Regions from separate parts of the Homo sapiens genome. Here all the other regions are linked to region 2. A link is a loop called in an ENCODE intact Hi-C map of the cell type or tissue named here. Cell type or tissue: PC-9. All regions are shown on one strand. Each heading gives the region's core, and the rest is flanking DNA. Links, peaks and the distances in the headings are about the cores only.

Region 1 (8,240 bases), core at 1,793-6,792, 55 kb after region 2:
GGTCTCCTCCTTCATTTATAATTAAATTTGAGTCTTATCTTTTTTTCTTTAGTCTGGCTAACAGGTTGTAGATTTTGTTTATCTTTTTAAAAAACCAACTCTTGGTTTCACTGAGCTTTTGTTTTTCTAGCCTGTATTTCGTTTATTTCTGCTCTGATCTTTATTATTGATATTTAGGCAATTAGTGTAATATACTTCAGCAGTTAGGGAGTATGACTTTAGTCACATCTTTTGTATTTTTCAATTGCTCTCTAGCTGACACATAACTAGGTTGGCATCTCCTTCTTGAGGTAGTCCTTTCTCTCCCTAATTTCACAAGAATTCAAAGAATATGCTCCAGTTTTGTCTACTAAGCCACTGGACATTTCATAAACTTGAACAGTGACAGAGGTGCTAACAACATTGGACCTTAAAAGGGAAAACGTTGACCTTCTTGGAAAACTCTTTCCCCATCTCATAATACTATCCCATGCAAATATTCCCATCTCACCAGTAACCAACTCAGCATTTCAAAATCAGATTAAAGGCAGCTTTCATTAGCCAAGTTCCTCCTTATTGTCCTCTTTCACCTGGACAGTGGGTTAATGTACCCATTCAAGTGGCCTTTTTCTGAACAAAAATTAGCTCCAACGTGACAAGTCTTGTCCATCTAGATGAAAAACACTTTTGGAAATTAAGTACTTTACATTCCACATCAATTGCTCTGTTATATTTGTTTCAATAAGTATATGTTTATTTTAATTTCTATGAAATCTCCCTTTTCTTTTTTTTTTACTTTTTCTTAGTGGCCTATTCTAACTATGTGAATGCAGTGTCCCTCAAATATCTCTTAAGATACAAATTAAATTGTTTCAGTAAGTTTTTCTATATTTCACCAGTAATTCAATTGTTTCAAGAATTACTTCAGTTTGTTTCGTTTGGTGGCTTATTTTTACGCTTTTTTCTTCAACATATGGAAATTCTGAGTTGTTCATTTATATTTATAAGTAGTTCATTTATATTTACAGGTTGCTAGTGTGAAAGTTACAGCTTCTTTGATAATGAACATGATTACAAATGATAGAAGCCATGACTATAGTTAGCGAGCTGGGCAGTATCTTAGTTCATTCAGGCTGCTATGACAAATTACCATAGATGCAAGGCTTAAACAACAAACATTTATTTCTCATAGTTCTGGCAGCTAGGAAGTTCATGATTAAGGTGCTGGCAGGTCCAGTGTCTGGCGAGGGCCTGCTTCCTGGTTCGCAGGAGGCCATCTTCTTGAGGTGTCCTCACATGGCAGAGAGCAAAGATAGAGGAAGCAAGTTTTTCTCACGTCTCTTCCTATGAGGCACTAATCCTGTCATTAGGATTCCACCTTCATAACCTAATTACCACCAGAGGCCCCATCTCATAATATTATCCCATTGGGATTTGGAGCTTCAACCTATGAATTCTGGGAGACACAAAAACGCAGTCATGTAGTGGATGGGAGTTTTTCATTAGAAGGTGAGCAAGTTTAGCCGTGTTGGCAGCTGACATTACCCAGGAGCACCATTCCACTTCTCTTTATAATTCCAGTACTCACTTTAAATATCTCTTGCCTATCCCCAGTGGCAGAATCCATCTGCTTCTTTATTACCTTTCAAACTGTTCGTGCCAGTTCTGTTGGAACTGGGTGGAAATGCTTTTTCCAGGTGCTTGAAACACCCCAGTTTCATTAGCCTTCCTATCAAATGCCACAAAGTTGAATACCTTCCTTACCTCTTCATAATTACGATCCCCGGGCTTTTCCAAAAATCTCCAAACTTTTCAAAGTTCTGTTTAAAATTGAACAAACTCCTTTCTTCTTCCACTGCTACTCTCTTTCATTTGTATTAACTGTACCTACCAGTTCTATTTGGTTATTTCATCAAACAAATCCTATCTGCTTTATATCATTCAGAAATGTTTTGCTTCAGCTGGTATCACTCTTCCACATTTCCTAGTGCTGCTTTAGTGTTTGCTTATTTTTCGCCCTGGTGGAACATTAAGGAAAGAAAAGTAAACGTATGTGCTTAGTAATCAAGAAGGCACTTAGCTCCCAAGTGGCCTTTTCTCTTTATTTTTCTTTTTTTGTTCCCTATTTATTTTTATTGTATTACTTTCACTGATTTAGTTTCTTTCATTTTGTTTTTATTCAAATACACTTATAAAAGCAGTACTGGCATAGGAATTAACAATTCCTTTATTCTAATCATGTTTCTGTGATTCCTGCCTGACACAGAGTAGGTACTCATTAAGTATTTTCGAGCAAATGAATACATGAAGCAAATTATCACACACTCCCCACCCCAGACTTCAGCTTTTCCAATGTGAAATTAGGAGGCCTCTGCAAGTAATAGCAAGCTATGGCTCTTCTTGGGCTTGATAAGAAAACATTTATCATCACCGAACATCAGGCACCAAGAGGGGAGAGGCAGCCAGTGTGTGAGCAAGAGCAACCTAAGACAGAAAACTGTGATCAAAAACCTAAAAGGAAACCTATGACATCAGAGTCTCAGAGGAGTTCAAAGCAACCATCATTAGGCTTAACAATTGACTCTCCGGTGGCTACAAAACTGTGATCAGGCCAGAGGGCAAGTGAGCACTGACTGAGTAAACTAAAAGAGCAAGATAATAACACAGTCTGCCTTTAAAAGGACGCATGTAAAGATCTTCTCCCTTTTCCCAAATTCCCTTCATAAAAACCAATGTAGAAAAAAGTCTCTAGGGCCCTAGGGCCTGAAAACCCAGCACTGAGAAATTATTTTAACCTCCTGGATGGGAGATCTATGAGCTGTATATCTGAACTTAAACACTGTCTGCAAGGTTGACAATGATGATAAGGTTCCCAAGTCAAATGGTAAGTCTGACACAATCAAACACAGCTGGGGTAACTCTATACCACATGTGGTCATCCGAAACTCTTCATTAGCAATGATATTGCTTAGCAAAACTAAAAGTCAAAATCACAACAATGTTTTCAGTGAGTCTTTTACATTTTGAATCACCTTGTTACCATACTATTTCTAAGAAATCTAAGTAAGGAAAAGGAAGAAATTACAAATTTTACATCTGCTTAATATAGTGATCTTCAAACACAGTCACCTGGAGTGCTTGTTAAAACACAGACTGCCAGTCCCCACCCTCAGTTTCTGTTTCAGTAGGTTTAGGATGAGATCCAAAAATTTGCATTTCTAACACATTCCCAAGTGATGGAGATACTGCTTATCCTGGGACTATACTCAGTAATTCCATAATGTCTGCTATATCTGAGTCTGGTTTTGGTGCTTACCTTGTTTTTTTCTTGCCTTTTGACATGTGTTGTAATTTTTTGTTGAAAACTGGACATGATTTATTGAATAATAGGAACTGAAGTAAATAGGCCTTTAATGTGAGTTTATATGTTTATCTGCCTAGCAGTTAGGCTGAATTTAATGTGTGGTACAGCTATAGGTGTCAGAGGCTTCAATCACCACCGGCGACCTTGTTTTTGTCTCCCATGTTGTCTTTGGGTTTCCCTAGAAACTCATTCTTAGATACAGTTTTTGTCTTTCAGTGATCCAAGTTGTAATTCACTGTTATTACGTAGGAGACCTATTGGTGTAGTGTGATGGTATTGAGGAGGGAAGCATTCTATAATATTATGATTAAATTGCTGTTTCTTATGGGCCTGAGTCCTCGGACTGCGACCTTCAGAAGTCTTTCTTAGCCTTTTTTTCTCCCTTATGTGAGGCAGAAAAGGTACAGAGGACTCGGTTGTCTAATTGCCCTTCCTCCACATAAGATAAGAGTCTAGTAAACTAGTTTTCCTTCAGGGCAGGACTTTGATATGAAGAACACACCGGGCTTATTTCAAAATGGTTACTTTTGCCCTGCCAAAACCACAAGGGGATTTTTCTCCAATCTTCACTAAAAGAATCTGGTAGGAATCTGCTACCATATGAACGTGTGTGTACCCCCAAAATTCATGTGTTAAAACCTAACCCCTAAATTGATTATATTAAGAATTGGGGCCTTTGGGAGGTGATTAGGTCATGAGAATGAATACATTATAAGATTTGAGGGAGACTGTTTGCCCCTCCTGCCATGTGAGGACTCTGCAAGAGAGACTATCTATCAGAAATGGGGCCTTCGCCAAATGCCAAATCTGCTGGAGACTTAATCTTGGATGTCCCAGCCTCCAGAATTGTGAGCAATAAATATATATTGTTTATAAGTTACCCAGTGTGGTATTTTTGTCATAGCAGCCTGAACAGACTAAGACAGGATCCCACAGATAAATCTCACAAAAGCATGACAGGTCCAGGTCCTCCTAAGACTGGGTTCCAAGAGTTTTTAACTCTCAAGCTTGTCCACACTCAGCTTCAGCAATTTTTCGGTTACCTTTAAGAAACACTCAAATGCTCCTACCCATTACTAGCTCCAGTGTTTGTGTTTCTGGCAAGCTGTGATTCTATTTGCCTGTCTCTTCAGCTTCCCAAATAGCAATTTACCCTGTCACCTCAATTCCCTGATAGACTAAGAAGAGTTGTTGAACTACATTGTTTCTTGTGGTGAGGACAGGTGAGACATTTCTAAGTTATTTACATGTGTAAGAAGAAACCAGAAGTCTGGACTGTTTGGGGACCACTTTAAGAACCACTGGTTTAGCGAGAAAATAGCCACCTTCAGTCAATCTCAGAATACATAAAAGCCTTAGGCTCCACTGCATAGCCTCCAATACCCACATTAATTTAATAATCATTTGTAGCATTATTTTCTTCCAGCCAATGTCCTTCATGTCAAAAATAATATGTGTCTCAGAAAAGGGAGAAGACCCAACACCCTTGATTGAGAGGTCTCATGTTGTACATGTCTGAGCCTGCCTCACCCTGAGTCACATCCTCACCCTAAACCACATCCTCAAGTGTACCTGTTGGAATGCTTTTAGCTGCAAGTATCAAAATACCTGACTCAAATGGTAGGAACAATAAGAAATGTTCTAACAATAAGTATTGACTACATAAGAGAGACTCTGAAGCATAATGGACTGCAGGGCAGGGGACCTAAAGGCTCAACTATGTCGTCAAAGCCACAGGTTCTTTCTACTTTCATCCTGCTATCCACACTCTATTTTATTCTAAAGTTGGCTCCCCTTATGTTTCCAGTAGGTTCTCAGTGACAAAAAAGGCTAAATGTTTTCCTCTTCATGTCCACTGGGAGAGAAAAAACTAGTTTTCTCCAGCACTCAAATAAATGCTCTTTCTTTTATACTTTTTGGGACAACTTAGGTCATATGCTTACCTCTAAACCGATACAGATGCTCCTGAACTTATGATGATGCTATATCCAGATAAACCAATTACACGTTGAAAATACTGTAAGTCAAAAATACATTTAATACAGCTGACCTACTGAACATTATAGCTTAGCCTAACCTACCTTAAACATGCTCAGAACATTTACATTAGCCTATAGTTGGGCAAAATAATGTAATACAAAGCCTATTTTCTAATAAAATATTAAATATATCATGTAATTTTTGAATACTGTACTAAAAATGAAAACAAAATGTTGTATGAGTATTTATCATTAATGTGCACAGCTAAAAGCACCATAGTAAAGTTGAAAAATTGTAAGTTGAACCATCGTAAGTTGGGAATCATCTGTAATTACTGCCACATGAAGCTCTGAGCCAATTGGCTTAGGCTTAGGTTCCTGAACCACCATATTCAAGAAGTATGAGACACATACTTTGTTTTAACTAATCAAGAACTAATGAGGAGCTCAGTCAGTTCTGCAAACTACAAATGAGAAAAGAAAGGATTCTTAGAGCATAGAACTTTTGACATAATTTTGACATGTGCTAATATGAGTCTAAATTTGAGAATACACACCACTAGTAACTGTGAATAATTCCAGTGACACACTTTTAAGACTTCCGGTCTTAAATATAAAAAGTGTCTTGGACACAACACCTATCATGCCCACTGAAGATATTACTCTAAAACATTCTCACAAGATGTGAAATCCCTTCTCCTTTCCTCAAAAATCTCCAATTGGCTTCACAACTATTTAACAGGAGAAACAAAATAAACTTTAGCATTCCCTTTGCCTTGGACTCCTTTAGAAAGTTGTAGAGCATTATTTTCCTTTTGTATTTCAGCAATTCTGTTTGCAGGCGGCTTCTTCTTTTTTTTTTTCTCTAAGCTGATCATTATGGATAAACATAAAATCTCTAAATAGATTTTCCTAGTCAGTTAACCATAATCTTGGGGGAAAACATAAGGTAGAATCATTATTAAAAACCATTCTCAGTAATACACACATCTTTATTATGTCAGTCTTTTGCCAAAAAAAATAAGATTGATAGTAAATTCCACTTAATTTTTTTCTTCACAGAATCAAGCCATCTGCCTCAAAACACACGACCAGCCTCTGTTAGATGAATTCACACATTTTAAAGCCCCGAAGTAACCATTTGAATGGAAATTGGACACTTCTTGTCATTTAGGAAGCTTTTTTAAACTGGAAAGGCTTCTCATTTGTTCAATTAAATGTGTGTGTATGCAATACACTTTATGAAATTTATCCCAAAACAGTGAGGGCTGAAATAATATTTGAAACAGATGGCACAGCTGCTGTATTTAGAGAGCTACCCATGGACATAGATGGGGACATTGAGGGAACTATGAAGTGCAAGCCAAAATATTGTACAATCAAGACTCTTAGTCACAGCCATTAAAGATGGGAAAATCTTTTTAATGTCAACCTCTTCCATAATGGAGGTGTGTGGAAAGTGCTACGATGTAAGTCAAGTGGAATTTATACCCTTTTCTGGATGAACTCTTTTCTTCTCAGTTGAGCCTTAAAATTTGAAAATGCTGGATCTGCTGCCTTGGAGTTTTCTCTCTCTTGAATACTATTTGAAAACGATGCTGAAAGTATCATTCCCCAGGGAATGTTAGACAGTGCCGTGTGCATAGCAGAGAAAAGCAAATTATAGTGTTTAAAGCTAGAGGGAGGGAACTGATGGAAACCACAGACATCATTTCTCTAGTGCCCTAATTTTATAGGTGAGGAAACAAAGGCCAAGGAGGGTTAAATGATTTCACCTCCACCCCACAGAACTGGTCTCTGGAGACTCACTCCCAGGCAACTTCCATCACAAATACTGTTAACTAAAAGGAAAGGAAAGTTTGGGTATTTTTTTTTATTTTATGCCATTTTGTTTCATTTCATTTTAAATAAGACTGTCACATCTTTTAAAATTCCATTACTTATGAGGCAGATTTAGAAAGGCAAAGTAGGGAAACAGATCAATTTTTTCTTAAAATTGTTTTGAGGCAAAATTATTTTACAAAAATGGAAGTCTATATGCTCTAATTTGGGGAAACTGTGTGTGAGAACAAGAAGTTTGGCTAGATTTTTCATTTCACATTAATCATGTGGACATAACTTGCACGTTGTTTTAAAACACCTGACAATTCTGCATATTAATCTAATCAAGGAGGCTAATTTTTAAACACAAAATTTTTGAACTCAGAATTCGTGAGTGGGTGTAATATGCCTGAGCAAGCCCCAATCTTCTGCCGTACATATAAGTCATAAGCAGTGACCAGAAGGAAAATATTCCAATATTCATAGCAACAATTCTTTTTAAATGCAGCAGTGTCTGGAGTCTGAAGGTTCACACATTTCCCTCTCTGTGATGGTTTTACAGACATGAGTATTGAAAGCAGATGCCTTCAGTTTCTCTAGTGGAGATCCCTGAGCTACTGAAAACGAGAAATCTCAGCAATCACATTCACGCTCCCATATTCTTCTACATTGAAAAGAAATGGGTAAAGCCTTTAATAAGAAAAGCAACAAATAACTAAGTTTATCCATCATCTTCTATGAAGCACTGCTAACGAAACAGAAATGAGCCATATCCATCTTCAGAGGAACTTTTCCCCAGTAGACAATGATTCTGTACTTCAGTGGAGTCCTCCTGGTGAGGGCAAATTGACTTTCTAAAAGATTCTTGGTTATTCCAGGGACAGAATAAAGTCACAGCCTGACATGTTAACCTCCCACTACATTTCTAAGACAGGATCTATACACCTGGAACAGAGAAAGAATTAGGGAAACTTCAGGTCACTTCAACAGAAAGTCTATTTAGGTCTGAATGACCCCAACAGTTGGATTATTTACTACCTTTGCCTCACCAATTATTTCACCATGGCTCTGTGAATGACAACAGTTAAAGGGTGTTT
Region 2 (8,240 bases), core at 1,428-6,427:
ACCAACTCTATATTTATATCATAAAAACAATATCAAAGTAGCAGTATGATATTAGAGAGTTTGCAGTGAGCCAAAATCAGGATGTTTTCCCATTAGTTACTAATAGGGCACTAAACAATTGTGAAGGTCTCATAATTTTCATCTGTAAAATGAGAGAATCACACTAGATTGGACCCTTCTTGTCCCTTGCAGCTATAACATTATGCAATTTCATTGTAAAGCCTCTATCATGTAATTCACCTTTGGTCCCTGACACATAATCATAATACCAATTTAATTGTAGAAGCAGTTATTTTCATTACTAGATTGGGCTGTACTGAAACTCCCTGGATTATGTCACATGACATAAAACAAGTGAGGGGGAAGCTCAGCTACACAAACACTGAGATTAAGAATTAAGAGAACTAGAAAAGCTCTTAGAGAAAAAAGAGCTCAAAAGGTAAGGGGACTGATTGGAGCAGGTCATGCAGAAACCACCAAAAAAAAAGAGTATGTCTATTGTTCAGAGGCTAATCAGCTAGAAAAGGCATATAAGAGGGAAGCAGATAGCTTTTTTTGTCCAGGTGGATCATATTAGTCTCAAAAAGGGGTTTTACTTGGTTAAAGTAAACTGGTTTAAACATGGTTTAAGTAAAACGTGATTTCCAAGTTTTACTCTTGGAAAACTTTTAGAAACCATGAAGTCAGAATTTAGGTAACAAGAGAGCAAGTTTGACTTTGAACTACTAAATGAGTCTGAGGACAAGCAAGCAAAGATTGAGTAAGCCAAATATGACTGTTAAATGAGTGATCTAATTAACCTCATGAGGATCTATTAGAAGAGAAGCTGCTTAAGAGACCAGTTACTAAAGAAAGACAATTCAAATAACAAGACACTACAGCCATGATTAACCATGTAATTTACTTCAAATTTTTATACTCAAGATCCTCATTCATTGTAAAACCTGACCCATAAAATATATCTTTTATTTTTACATCTGAGATTCCCATTTCCACTAGCCGATTGTTAGATTCAAGAGACGGAAAATCAAGACACGGTATTCAAGGACCAAGTTTCAAAAGAAATACATCCAGCTACCGTGATGCCTTAAGTAATGGCACTGAAATAGATCAGAAGTATGGAGGGTTCTGCTCAGGGGTTATAAAACTGTAGGGTCTTAAAAGTGAAAGTGGATTTAGAAGGCAGCTAATCCATTTCTTTTATTTTACTCATATGCCCAAGTATCCAACCCCATGCTCTCAAAGATCAGCTCCCTGTGGTTTCTTTTTAGAAAGCAGAAAGTCAGTCTCACTCCCTTACCAAATGATCTCATTAACATCACGCCCTTCTCTGTGCTGTTTCTCACTCTTCCACAGGCCACTGTTTCCCACTGATCCCCACCTGGAGTTAGGTGCACACTCCCCTCAAACGGAATGCGATGATAGTAAGAGACAGTAAATGACACTTTACAAACGGAATGCGATGATAGTAAGAGACAGTAAATGACACTTTACAAACGGAATGCGATGATAGTAAGAGACAGTAAATGACACTTTACAAACGGAATGCGATGATAGTAAGAGACAGTAAATGACACTTTACTTTCTCACTTTGTCCCACGGTTCTCGGCAACACCATCAAATAGACTTTACTGAAAAGTTTGGGTAATTCAAGGGAAATAGCACATAGAATGTGAAAAGTTAAATTATGTCACAAATAAAACATTTTCAATAATCAAGAGAGAAACACAAAACAAGTTTGCTTTAATGCCACCTCTTTTTGGCTTCCCAGACATCAGATTTCTCTATTTTATAAAAACCCACCTTCTTTTACCCCCATTTGCCTTTAGGAAAATACTACTAACTACCCCAAGGATTCTTCTCAACAAAAATCACCTATGTGCCTCCAGCAAGAAAGTCTCTCCCTTAAGAGTCATTAATTCTGGAACAATATCCTGAGGGCCTTCAAAGGGTCAATCAGTGATGACTCATAACATTCAAAGTTTTATACCATAAATCTATATAAGATAGAGCCCTCATGGGCCACTCTTTTTACAATCTCCTCATCAGCTGCATGCATAACTATATATGCTCTCAATTGTATCAATCAGGGTAGGTCATGAAAAGGAAAGCCATTGAGATGAATAAGAAGATTACCATCAGAATGGCTGGAGAGTAAAGATAAGAAAGGCCACTGCTAGCTTTCAGGAGTCAGAATGCATGGATCACAGGAAAGCCCCCGTGAAGGATCTCAGCAGCCCACACCATTAAAGTAGCCGATTCTCAAGAAGTGGCCTAGAATGAGACAAAATTTATATCATATCTACCTCTGATGATAACCACACACCTGTCCATAGTCACCACTAAAGAATAATAGCTTCTTCTTTTCTTCCACTTTCCAAGAATTACACAAATGTCTCTTATTGGCAGAATTTAATCAGAGGCCTGCTGAGAAGAGCCTAGAAAAGTAGTTGTAGAGATAGCTTAGACAGACTGGGATGATCCTCAGTATCATTCAGTCCTAACCTTTGGATACTCACCATCCATACATACCTGTTTACCAATATCTAAGTTTTGAAACAACAAAATTAAAAAACAATAGTATGCTTTCACCTAACTTGGTGAATGTATTCCTTACACAAATAAAAGCAGGTTCATCCTTTCACCTAAAGGAGAAGACATTTGCCTCTCGAGTCCCATAATTCACTGTATCCAACTCTGTTGATGTTCATGTCTATTCTCAAAGTATCCTTTGTTATTTAATATTGTACATACTGAATTATAAGATATTAAGGACTGAATTATGTCCTCCCAAAATTGATGTGTTGAAACCCTATCCCCAGTGTGACTGAATTTGGAGATATGGCCTTTAAGGAAGTAATTAGGGTTAAATGAGGTTAGAGGAGTGGGGCCCTAATCCAATAGGACTGATGTCCTTAGAGGAAGAGGAAGAGACACCAGGGGTGCATGCACACAGAGAAAAGCACATGTGAGGATGAAGTGAGAAGATACCCATCTGCAAGCCAAGGAGAGAGGCCTCGGGAAAATCCAAGCCTGATGGCACCTTGCTTTTGAACTCTTAGACTTCAGAACTGTGAGATAAAATCTTCTGTTGTTTGAGCCACCAGTCTGTGCTATTTTGCTATGGCAGCCCTACTAGACAAAGGGCTAGCCACCAGTCACATAACTTACATAAAATAGCAAAAAAAATGGGGTAGGAGAAATGATTAACACATTCTTTAGTATATAATAAACAAAGAAAAAAATATGCAGTTATCACCATCCTCATTTCTGTAACTGGTCATTTATTTTTTCCACAACTCATTCCATGTGCTTATCTCTGCCACATGTTTTGATTCCTGCATGGTCTGAGCCATGTGTGGCCTTGACTTCAATTGCTATTATCATCCATTAACTTTTACCACTGGTCATGGAAGTACCAAGAGATACCTTTAAAAATCTCCTGAGTTCTACATACTCTTTCTTACTTTGTAGTAGAAACCCTGTTTCCCTCTGATAACCAGGATGAGTCATCACAGTCAGGAAAGCAACTTTCTTATTTGCTTGTTGATTCAATGGCCTGAGAAGGCTGAAGTAACCATGTAGCAATCTCAACTGCCAGTTAAATGGAGCCCTGCTTAGTCTCCCAGTGTGATTATTCTCTTTTTAAGAAATAATAGTTTTTTAACCAGAGAACCAAAACATGCAGAAGGAGAAAGTATAAATTTTGTGAGAGGACTATTTTGGGTAAGAGTGAATAAATCCACTCTATTTCAATCCCTTGGATCCTGGACTCAAGCATTCTTTGTATTGAAGAAATAACATCATATTAGTCACTGGTTCACAGCTTATATTGCATTGCATATGACAGCTCCTCAAATTCCTAAGTGTTGTAATCCAGGGCAGCTTTGTAACTATGAATCTAATAGGCCATTCCACTGTTCTGTCAGGCCATCTGTGTTTTGCAGTGAAGGAATATCATATAAAACCAGCATCTCCTTCTCCTGACTCCCACATGGATTTAAGCCCATTACCTCTGCTATTTTATTGTACAATATCTTTCTTGGTCAAAAGCAAGATTCTGTGTGATACCTTGAGGCATTCAATTAATCATAGATGATAGTATTAGAAGAAGCATTGAAGGCAAGAAAGGCAGAGTGAGTGCCTTTTCCTATGAAGACAAATTGCTGCCCCCTCCATGATGGAAGAGATCCAATGTGATCAATGCACCACCAGGTGGTTGGCTGGTCCCCCAGACAGTGGTGTATTATCAGGGGCTCAAAAGTAGACACTGTTATTGGTAGATTAGTTACTCAGTGGTGATGACAGACAGTTCAGTCTTGGTAAAGTAAGCCCCTAATTTTGAGTCCATACATATCCACCTCCATCCCTGAAGCCATAGCCACTGTGTTCATTAGCCCATTAAAGCAAGCACAGGAATGGCTGACTGACATCCATGGAATAGGTCATCTTGTCTACTTCATTATCAAAAACCTTACTCAAATGGCTTCCCTTTGAGTATTGAGTATTTGAATATTGTGATTTAAATATTCTCTATGTCCCCATTGCAAGAGTCCTATCCACAGAAGTCTTCCCTAGATTGCTTTTCAGCAATCCATCAAGCTTGTGATTTCTAAGTTCCTTCTAAACAAACTGTTAGCTTGCTGCCCTGTGATTACTTTAGATACATACCTTTGCTACCTCTCTTTTCAGGCAAGTAAACAAAGTATTCAGAGCTCTGCCCACAGTATTCAGGGCACATTAGTGCTAGAGCAGCTGACCTTTTACTTGCATCACCATATGATGCAGTAGTATCTATAAATAAGGCTAAATAGTCCTTCTTCCTCTGTCAATTAGTCATAGGGAATGTCCCATAAGGCTATAGGTATGGGTAAAGAGATAGGCAGACGTGTAGCAAGAGTAAGGTGTGGAGCATCTGATCTACTGGTTCATGCCACTCACATGTGTTTTTCAGGACATACTTGTGCCTATTTTTATATACCCACTTCTACATGCTGAGGCATGCTATTGCCCAAGCCAAATTCATGACTTTGGTAGTCATATAACACATAGTTCATTATGGGAAGATTATGTCCCATAGTCTTCTTAAGAGAAGAATAATTAGAAGAAACAAGCATGCAAAGGCTTTTCTCAAAGCCTTCCCTCCACGTAATCCTTTTCATTCAGCTGCCCAAAGAGTGACAGGGTGACAATATGGAAGATTACCTGAGATGTTTTAGGGCAGGGGGACCTGCAAGTGGCATTTAAGACCATATGCGGATTCTATTGACCAGAACTCATCTAACTACCAAAGTGTCTAAGAAATGTAGTTTAGCTTCCTCCTCTTCACTGCTAAATAAATAGATATTTACTATTGCATAATTTCTATGAGTTAGGAATTTAAGAGTATCTTAACTTAAGAATAGCTTAATTTGGTCTGGCTCAAGGTTTTCCAAGAAGACCTTGTAATCAAGAAGTCAGCCAGGGATTCAGTCCCTCGGGATGTCTGATCAGGGAGGGTGTGCTTTTACGCTAACTCATGTGGTTGTTGGCAGGCTCCACTTCCTCGATGAAGACTGACCACCAACACAAGCACAGCTCTCCCAAAGACAAACAGAAATCATACGTTCTAGACCAGTTGTTCTCAAAATGTGGTCCCTGGACAGCAGAAACAGCATCATCACTGGGTAACTAATTCCTGGGCCACATCTTGCAATTACTATACACAAACCTCTAGGTATAGGCACCAGCAATCTATGTTTTCACAGGTTGCCATATGATTCAATGCATGCCAAATTCGAGAATCACTGGTCTGGAACCAAAAAAGGAGTAACATGAAACTTATCATCTTAGTGGCTTTCCATAATCCCCTTTCAGACTCCCAGAAATAAGAATTGATCCCATTACCCAGTCAAGTGTTTATGGCTTTAGCTACCAAGCTCTAGGGGGAAGCCCTGGTAAATACTCTCAGGCAAGAATCTACATCCTCTTTACTTTCTGTTTAGCTGGAGAAGGAAAGATCACTTTATGCTTCCAGGTACATCAAATACTTCCTGTGACAGCCACCAACATCTGTTTTCTCAATGAAGAAATGAGTTTAGACTAAATTAATACCTCTAATAAGTGGTATAATTTTAAATCTAAAGATTCAAGGGGGTAAAGACTGGTCATCTTCAAGTGGCAGAGCAATAATCTCAGCTATTCTAAAACTTCATATTTTGTTGCCTTAATTTAAAAAGCAGTCCAATTACTTCTGCAGTTTGTTTTTTTGTAAACGAAGTCACAGTCTCAATTATAATGAATTGGAACTCTATTATATATTTTGAAGGTCAAAATGAAGGTTATGATTATTAATTTAAATTCACTCTAATTTTCATTTGCTTTTTCATTAGTCATTTCAATAATACAAAATTGACCTTTCATATTGGAGAGGCAGTTAAATTTTATTAAGTTATAGTTTTGTATTGTTTTAGTTTGGTAACTAGATATTAGGTTGGTGCAAAAATAATTGCGGTTTTCGCCATTAGTTTTAAATGACAAAAACCACAATTACTTTTGCATTGATCTAATAGACATATACCATAAGTTTTCATTCGGGGGTAATTTTTTTGAGTAAGTACACGATTTACTGAGTATAAGTTATTATAAGAATTAGGTGTACCATATTTTTATAAATCTTTGGTTCTTAGTCATTGACTAGTATTTTAGTAAAACAAGAAAATTGAGATGTTCAATTTAAAAGCAGGAATGATTCACTAACCCATGAACTCATATCTTGTACATTTAGGAAAGATCATATTTATTGGTTATTTATTGTTATACAACAAACTATCTCAAAGTTTAAAGCAGTAGATATTTATTATTTTATAATTTTTGTCGGTTAGTAATTTAAGAGTAGCTAAACTTGGTCTGGCTCAAGGTCTTCCAGGAGGTTGTTGTAGTCAAGAAGTCAGCAGGGATTCAGTCTCCTCTGAATGTCTAATCAGGGGAGGGTGTGCTTTTATTCATGTGGTTGTTGGCAGGTCCCGCTTCTTCACTGACGATTGGACAGAGGTCTGTATTTCTTTTCCCTTGGGTCACTCTAAGGCTGCCTGAGTATTCATAACATGTCAACTGGTTTCTCCCAAAATGAGATATGAGAGACAGAGTGTGCATGAGAGTAGCCAATACAGAATATAAATGCTGAACTTAAATATTTTATCTCATTAATGTCAATTGTTTCCACTCAAATGAAAAGATCGTCTCTGTTAAACCTAAACTAATCTAATCCAAATCTAATTTATTAACAAAGGCCTATGTATCTCCCTGTGTAGAACACAATTACACTGTAGACCTGTTCCTACAGACTGAGAAAAACGTATTTTCTGAAACTTCCATTTCGTATTCTTAAACTACACAAGACTTTAGACAGGAAAGACCATAATGCAGAGACCATTATTTTTTATTATACCTTAATCTTGGAAATGACTTACCCTCACCTCTGTCATATGTTATCAGTCACCCATATCAAACCTGGTACATTGTGGAAGGGGTCTCCACAAGGATAGGAACACATTCAGGAGCCATGCTACAGGCTTTCTACCACGACACAACTATCAGATTTGGCAGACTGAAGATTTTTCATACAATAGTAAAATTATTTACCTAGGATGACTATTATACAGTTCTAAAACATAATCCATTTTATACCTGGGTATATTCTGGAAACATATTATATTCTGGAAACATATTATATTCTGAAAAGTTTTGTGTGAATAAAATACTGGTTAATATCTGTTTTTCCACATCTGTTTTCCCCTCTAGGTTATGAATTCATCAGGGGAGGTACTATGTCTTGTTCATGTTTATACTTCCAGCGCCTTGAACAGCAGCCAGGATACTCATGCTTAGTAAATACGTATTACTTTAAATGGATTTATCTTATATTTTAATTCGCAAAATATTTATTTTCTCATTTTAAAAAATTAAGGTATTACATATATAGAGTAAAATGTACAGAACTCAAGTGTTCATTTTGATAGGTTCTAACAATTGTATATGGCTATGTCACCCTAAACCAAAGAACATTTTCATCACCTTTGAAAATTCTCATGTGCCTCTTTCCAGTCATTTCCTCCCTTCCCCTCCACCCTCAAGCAATAACTTTCTGCTTTCTATCACCCTAGATTGGTTTTACCTCTTCTTGAACTTCATGTAAGTGGAATAACATTATGCCCAAAACCACATGTTTCTGTATCTGACCTTTCTTATTTAACATAATG
Region 3 (8,240 bases), core at 1,793-6,792, 180 kb before region 2:
AGAGCAGGTGTGTGAGATTGTGAGGTAAGAAGGAAATGGATAGGGATAAATGAGGCTGAATAGACAGGCTGAGACCAGGTAGAGAATGTCGTATAAATCAAGATTTCCTATGCATTAACTAGATTTGCCTTAACCAGTGGTCTTCAGAAATTACAACAATTATATTTAAAGCCTATATTTCTCTTTTATTCTGGTGTCGTCCAGATTCAAAAGTTCCAGAAGAACCTCGTCATGTAGAGTAGACTTAATTATAAGGCAGCCAATATCATCAGGATGTTATTGTAGAAATTATCACTTTATAGAAAGATGGGAAATTATTTCTATGAAAATAAACATACACCTGCAAATTCATGATACATCCAATGACAGTACCAGGATAATTGAATTATTCTATTAGAACAGAATTGGGTTATTACTTATACTCTAGCTTATATCCTAATTTTCCCAAGACACATAAAGAGTCATGGAATCTCATCAGAATAAAGGGATTTCCTTTTATGCTTAACTTCTGGAAACTCCTATTAAGATATATCTAAAACTTGAGTCTATGCAGGGAGAGGCATCCTGAATATAGCACATGGAACATACTCCACCACCCAAACCCAGCTTATATTTCCAGTCACTTCTCTCTGGAATCCTTCTTCGTCAAACTCCACACCTACAAAAATCCCATGAACACACATTCCACCAGTCTGCACTGTCCCAAGATTACTGAACCTGTCTTACTCTTTCTTACACTTGAGCCTTTGCATATGCTACTTTCTCTGCCTGAAATATCTTCTTCTGTCTTATTCACCTGGCCAAAGACTAACTGTCTAATCTGCTTGAGTTATTCCTTTACAATTTGGTCAAGGTACTACATGAACAAGATAGATGGAAAATAACTGGTTGGATATTGTGGGTCACAAATTGGAGAAAGATACTAGTAGGGATCTGAGGTAGCATGGAAATCAGTGATGTCCCCATGTTTATGAAGGCTAAATTCAGAGCCCAAACAAATACTTGTGGATCATCTATCATACATATTCTTTGATGCCAGTACTCAAATGCTTAAGGAAAATCTCTCAATACAGAATTTTCCTGGTTCTATTTCTTCTCTTTTTGCTTAGAACTGGATTTAATTGTCTAGACTTTTTATAGCTGTATCTCTGCTTTCACTTTTTCCAAATACAAGCCTAGTCCTTAAAGCTCACATGTCACTGGTCACCGCATCAACTTGGACACTGTTTTACTAGATCAAATATCTAGCCAGACATGGCTCACACCTCTAATCCTAGCACTTTGGGAGGCTGAGGCAGGAGGATCACTTAAGGCCAGGAGTTGAAGACCAGCCTGGGCAACATAGCAACATCCCAGCTCTACAAAATAAAATAATAAAAATTAGCCAGGCGTGGTGATCCATGCCCATAATCCCAGCTACTCAGGAGGATAAATTGAGAAAATTGCTTAATCCCAGGACAGTGAGGCTGCAGTGAGCTATGACTGCACTACTGCACTCCAGCCTGAGCAAGAAAGTAAGACCTTGTCTCAAAAAATAAAATAAAATAAAATGAAAGAAAGAAAAGAAAACAAAAGAATAAAAAGAAGTGAAATCCCAGAAATCTATACTGACTTGTCCAAAGCTATGTAAACAAAAAGTACCAAATCAGAACCAAAATGTGGGCCCCCTGACACCCAGGTCAATATATTTTTCTCCCCAAGAATTTGAGAAGTATGTTCAGTGAAACACTAGCTTCTTGGAGTGGCAATAGCCAGTGCTCAATACATTAGTTCTGTGATCAAGTACATTTGGGAAATTCTGAATTAAACAGAGTTAAGCAGATTTATTTACTGGGAAGCCTTTAGTATGATAATGTATATTGATTTACTAAATATAACAGTGTCTTCAGTTATGTCTTCTTTCTGAAGCTCCTGTGTAACCCAAATCCGCTTGTCTGAAGATAATGGCCAGCAATGGAGAATTTAGTAAACATTATATAAAGATAGTAGAGCATATTGGTTAGGGCAAAATGCTTGAGTTCAAATGCCAAATTTACTAGCAAGGATGACTTTTACCAAGTAATTTCGCCCCTCGATGCTTCATTTTATTTATCTGGAAAACATAAATAAAAATAATAGCACTGCCTCAGAGAGTTTCTGTGATGATTACATTATTACAGATGTAAAACCCTAGAACAGAGTCTGGCATATAGAAAGTGTTCAATAATCATTAGCTATTATTAGAGGAGATAGAAAACAGGACATTGTAATGTAGGTAGCAAATATCTTAATAAATACCAATTAATGTTTTTATCTTCTCTCCAAAGGCTGCTTTGATCTGTTCAACAACCTATGGCCTTTTCCATTCTTCCTCCAACACACTGTGCTCAGATCCAGAGCCCTCCTCTTTCCCTGTCATTTTCATCTGCACTTGTTTTTTTGTTCTACAAGAAGCTTGGATGCCAGGTAACCAGACAAGCCACCTTCTATCCTGAGTTAATTTCTTCGTAGCCTCTCCATTTTTTTTTAAGAAAGCGGGATACCGCTTTGATAGCCCCACACAATAGAATCCTCCTACCACCTATTAAGAGGACCTTTTTTGGTGTACATTAAAAGTCTTTTTTCTTTGATAAAAGTCCAATATCAAATGAAAGACCACTCTTTAGGAAGCAGTGCCTTGCAGCGTGCAGACGTCAAACTTAACATCTATAATTTTATATTCATATTTCTAGGGCTTGTGACTCTTTGTAGACCATTAGAATTAGTTGTAGTACAGTTTAGGCTACTGTAATAAAGAAACTAAAAAAAAATATTTAAGCTTAAGTCAGACAGGCATTGGCTTATTTCTCATGTAAGGTCTGCATAGGCATTCCAGGGCTGTTACGGCACATCAGAAGTGATGGGAAGCCAGGCTTCCTTTATCTTGTTGCTCTATTTCTCTTTAAAACTTAGCTTCCTTCTCTTGGTTCAGTGGCTGTTCCATTCCCATCATCATATCCACATTCCAGCCAGCAGAAAGGTAGAAAAAGACAAGGGGAGAAGAAAATGCATGTTCTTCATGAAGGCATGGCACCAAAGTTAGCACATATCACACAGTTGATGCCACACTTAAGAAGCTAGGGCATATTTGGCTGTATAATCATGTACCAGCACAAAGTTCTATTGAAAGAAAAAGAAAAACAATGGTTATTCTGGGATAAATAGCAGAATCTGCCACGTCTGGGTTAAACAAAATTGATAATTTTATGCCTGATAACCCCCATGAAAAAGGCTCTCGTAACAAAAATCTCCCCTCTCCCACTTCATACCCTAAACTCTTGGCTAATTTCTTTAATCATGTTTATTCTAAACAGCCCTCAAAATAAAATGGAGTTATTATTTGGAAGGCTGAAGTGAGGATAGATTTCGTTCAAAAAAAGATAGCATAGAAAAAAATAATGGAGGTATATTTTCAAGGTTTCTAAGTACTTGAATTCAATCATTTTTAAATATGATTAAAATTTAATAATTTTTTAAAATTTAATCACCTGAATTTTTAAGAATGAATGGTTTTCTAGTCTCAGAATATATGCCTTCTTTATCTGTATCTATGTGTTTGGTTAAAACCTTTTTATCTCCTGTGCCATTTTGATCTATTGAGCAAGATGAAATCAGTCTCTATCCTTTGTTTCTACCATTTCTAATCGATCTATTTTTATTATTAATAATAATAGTTAACATTTTTGAGTACTTGCTGCTTAATTTATTTCTCCCAAATGCCCAGTGATGTATGCACTATTGTTATCCCTAGCTCACAGATTACAAAATTGGAACTAGCAAGGGCTATAGCCAGGATGCCACCCAGATAATCATCTATTGAGCAACCAACTAAAACCCTATGCAGTGCTTTATCAAGCTAACAAGCTTTTTGTACAAAAACAGAATCAGGGTGGGTGATCAAGCATAAAGCATTCAGTACAAACAAACACTGCAGAAGAAATAAAAGATTGTTCACAATAACAGAAAAACTAAAGACAAGAAAAATTTTAAGCAGTCTTTAGTGTTTTTAATTCCCTAGTTCCAATGCTTCCTAACCAAGAAAGACCATGAACAGACCACTTCGGTTCTATACAGAAATGAAAGTAGAAAATGCAAAATATTTTCATTAATGAAAATCCCAGAATTATTCAGAACTGGCAAATGATAATATGTATGGTTTTAACTAATCATTTTTCAAGAGTAGATAACAGGTTCCTTGATAGAAATCCTTGGCTTGTTTTCATTTCTAAAATGTGTGCTGTTGACTTTTCCATCACATTGCTCTAAATGAACAGGAGAACGTGGGCTGAGCCTGAACAACGAGAACTCTAAAAGCGTGCGCAGGTAGCACATTTGTGTGTGCAGATGTTTAGAAGGAAAGGTGCTCCCAGGAATTGCTAACCAGAGGATTAGAGCTCAGCACCAGACAAGCTGTCATTTTCTGTGGTTGTATTTCTGAGCTTATTTACTAGGTGGCGATATAATCTTAAAAATAAGCATTAACATTTCGGTGCCAAAGTGTCAGCTCTCCAGTTTTTTCACTGAAGCGTTTTTCACTTCCACTCCTTCTTTTCTTTGGCTCTTACTTTTGCTGTCTTTCTCTGAAATTTTGTGTCATCTGCTTTATTTTCATAACAGAAAAACTATTAAACCATAAAAGCTGGCTTGAGAAAGAGAAGCTTGAAATCCCTCAGTAGTATGATCTGAATATAGAAATATAGGATCTTCAGTCTTTTGCTATCAGCAGCTCCTGAGGGCTGACTAACAGTCAGATTTATTTGCTGCATATCTGGAATTCTTTTTATTGCTAAAACGTTAGAGAAGTAAACCCATTTTCTGGTAAATGGGTAAACATATACACATATATATCTTTCTCAATACTCCTAGAAATAGACCTCCTTGAGACCAATGAAAAGCAATACATTATCAAATGTTTTTGCAAATCCAAATCCTCCACGCTTACTTCCTCTATCTCATCTTCACACATCACACCACCAGCCTCAAAGTGTATAGTAATTTTGGAAGAACTTACAGAATTATGAATAAGCAAATATCAGTTAAGGTGCTTTATAAAGAGTTAAATGGCATTCAAATACTAATTACTATTATTTTACAATATCCAGTTCTATCATCCAGGGACAAGGTAGGGGATATCTTATCTGGAAATTAGAAATAAGAAGCCTTCTTTTTTCTTGCCTTTTAAAATTATCTTGAGAAAATATCATCCCACTGGCCTATAGATGATGACCCAGAAAATGCTACCACTACAAGTTCATGTAATTACCCACTAATGTTACATGGTCATCTACTACACAGCATTGTGCTGGACATTATGACACTGTGAGAATTACTGAGGAAGATAAACCATAATCTCTCACCTCAAGAAGCACATATGTTGGTAAAGCACAGTAAACACAGTAGTTCTGACATAATATTTCTGCACTCAGAGCTCAGAGAGAGTAGGGAAGGCAGGAGGAAGTTGAAAGAAAAATAATAGATGATTCAAACTTGAACACATCCTGGAAGGATGGGAAGGATATTGACATGTGAGAAGGGGAAAGGTGCAAGAGGAGAACCTTCCAGACAGATTGACCTTGCAACTGGGATTGAACAAGTGTTCATTTAAGCCAGAATCAATGAGGAAAGGTAATGTGGGTGGATGCTACTTAAAAGGGGGAAACAGAGAAAGATTGGCGGAGTGGGGTTTGGATTGTGGAAGGCCATGAGAAGCAAGCAGAAGAGTAGATTTAATTTGACAGCAAACACCATTTCGAGGAGCACCAGAGCAACACTGTGAAAGAGTTGTTTTAGAAAAATCAGCCTATGCTGGGCCCGGTGGCTCACACCTGTAACCCCAGCACTTTTGGAGGCCAAGGCAGGGGGATCACCTGAGGTCAGGAGTTGGAGACCAACCTGGCCAACATGGCAAAACCCTGTCTCTACTAAAAATACAAAAAAATTAGTTGGGCATGGTGGCAGGTGCCTATAATTCCAGCTACTTGGGAGGCTGAGGCAGGGGAATCGCTTGAACCTGTGGGGCGGAGGTTGCAGTGAGCCAAGATCCTGCCACTGCACTCCAGCCTGGGCGACAGAGTGAGACTCCATCTCAAAAAAAAAAAAAGAAGAAGAAGAAGAAGAAATATCAGCCTAGCCATGAGAGAGGAAGGGATTAGAGAGGAAAACAAGACAAAACAGCAAGGTGATCATTCATGCATGAGAAGGTCTGGGCTAAAAGGACAGCAGTAAGGATATATTCACAAAAGTAAATATGAGAGCAATGTCAAAAGAAAATAATGCCTAAAATCTAAGACTGACTGATTTGGATGAATGAAGGGGACAAAAGTTACTCTTGTTAACTGGGATAATGGTGGTTTCACTGAAAGAGACTATGAAATTTGGGAGGGAAAGACAGTAAATGTGGCTCTAGAAATGCTATTTTTGAGGTGACCATAGGAGACTAAGTATAAATTCCAATAGGCAGTATGAAATGTGATTTCATAGCTAAAGGGTTATAGAAAAATATGGGCACCAACATAGAGGTAATTGTTGAGGAAGGAAAATAAGAATAAAATAATTCAGCCAGCCAATTCAGTATGATTGTAACATCTATATTTTAGACACTGTGAAACACTAGAGTGAGAAGACACAGAGATGAATACGACATCTCTGGAAAGAGAGACACTCTGAAGTGTTTACAATGCAATAAAATCAATTCTATATCAAAAGTGCTAAGAAAAGGAAGAAGAAAGAGAAATCAATCATGCAGAGAAAGCTGAAGGAGAGGAACATTCTCCTAACTTGTTCCAAGAGCAGACTAGAGAACACTAAGTGGTTTAGAAACATGTTTCTTCCTTCTTGTCAGAAGAAATAGTATCTGGAACAGCATAAAGATATGAAGGAACACATCTTACTCAAGAAAGTATTAATGATCAAAAATGACTAGAGCTTAGGACACACAGAAAGAGTGGTGGGAGGTGGACTCAGTGAAGAAGGTCAAGGAGAACTCATAAACGAACTGTAATGAGTTTAACTCTATGGGGAAAACACAATGGAAGCTTAGTAAGAGAGAGTGACAAGACCTGGATGTTGAGTCTTGCCAGTTTTGGGGGAGAAAAGCAAAGGAACCAGAACGAAGGAAAGTGATAGAGACAAGTGGAGACAAGGAAGTGGAAGTGATGGAGAGAGTGGTGAGTGAAAGTGATAGAGAATTTGAGTAGAAAGCTAAAAGGAAGAAAGTTTTGCAGAAAGGAAGGAACACACAGTCCTGGTGCTTAAAATTACTTAAGAAAAAAACCTATTTATTGTTTATTAAAATGTAAGTGTCCTATGATAACGAGTTAGCGAGTTTTAAAAGATGTCCCCAATGAACCATGCCTTCTGGCATTCATAATCTTGTGTAGTCCCCTCCCACAATAAATCTGTGCTTCCCTGTGACTTCCATGAACAATAGTACATGTTAGGAGTGACATGGTGACACTTCTGGACCTAGATTTTAAGAGGGGTGGCAGCCTCTGCCTCCCTTTGCTTGGTTTTGGGAACTCTAACTGGCCACATAAGAAGTCTTCTTCCTGCTGGGTGCAGTGGCTCACGCCTGTAATCCCAACAATTAGGGAGGCCGAGGTGGGAGGATCACCTGAGGTCAGGAGTTCGAGACCAGCCTGGCCAACATAGTGAAACCCTGTCTCTACTAAAAATACAAAAATTAGCCAGGCATGGTGGCGCATGCCTGTAATTCCAGCTACTCAGGAGGCTGAGGCAGGAGAATCACTTGAGCCCTGGAGGTGGAGGTTGCAGTGAGCCGAGATCATGTCATTGCACTCCAGTGTGGGCAACACAGCAAGACGCCATCCCAGAAAGAAAAAAAAGAAAAAAGAAAAAAAGTATTCTTCTCTGGTCTGGCTATCACAAAGAGACGTCATTAAGATGTCATTATAGAGAAATCCTGAGACTACATGGAGAAGGAGGGAGGTTCAGCCCTCCCAATATCTCACACAGGCCTCCAGATTATAACAGCAGCCTGCAGATGAGGAAATAGTCATCGTCTGACTGCAACCACATGAGAAACCGCAAGCAAGAGCAACAGAATAATACCCAGCTGAACACAGTAAACCCATGGAAACATGGGAGATAACAAAATGATTGCTATATTAAGCCACAAGTTTTGGAGTGAAACCTACTCCTATGAAGCAAGGTCCATTCAGCCATAAACACTCAGCACCTATAAGGGTAAATGTCCTGTTTAG

The links. A loop is a pair of places that touch in the nucleus more often than their neighbours do. Peaks named below come from ENCODE experiments on the same cell type or tissue, not always from the same donor. Only the 100,000 strongest peaks of a DNase experiment are listed, where the experiment ranks them.
Region 1: a loop joins it to region 2, with 8 times the contacts of the local background. A loop is called at or near these places in 2 of 110 quality-filtered maps.
Region 3: a loop joins it to region 2, with 2.3 times the contacts of the local background. A loop is called at or near these places in 3 of 110 quality-filtered maps.

Annotation. Positions count from the first base shown.
Region 1 is chr3:102,295,978-102,304,217 of GRCh38, reverse strand. It overlaps LOC107986105 (a long non-coding RNA gene), which reads right to left and starts at 5,361. Exons shown (of 3, transcript XR_001740817.1): 1 at 5,287-5,361; 2 at 1,744-1,997; 3 at 1,349-1,435. RefSeq lists an enhancer at 4,212-5,411. In PC-9, for the core only: no CTCF peak of the experiment used is centred there; DNase peaks (open chromatin) are centred at 4,527 and 4,897; H3K27ac peaks cover 3,066 bases.
Region 2 is chr3:102,350,627-102,358,866 of GRCh38, reverse strand. No RefSeq gene overlaps it. Among named protein-coding and RNA genes, the nearest start is that of ZPLD1, 80 kb to the left of the region's middle. In PC-9, for the core only: no CTCF peak of the experiment used is centred there; DNase peaks (open chromatin) are centred at 3,546 and 3,756; H3K27ac peaks cover 1,916 bases.
Region 3 is chr3:102,532,909-102,541,148 of GRCh38, reverse strand. No RefSeq gene overlaps it. Among named protein-coding and RNA genes, the nearest start is that of ZPLD1, 100 kb to the right of the region's middle. RefSeq lists a silencer at 4,330-4,624. In PC-9, for the core only: CTCF peaks have their summits at 4,278 and 4,479; a DNase peak (open chromatin) is centred at 4,438.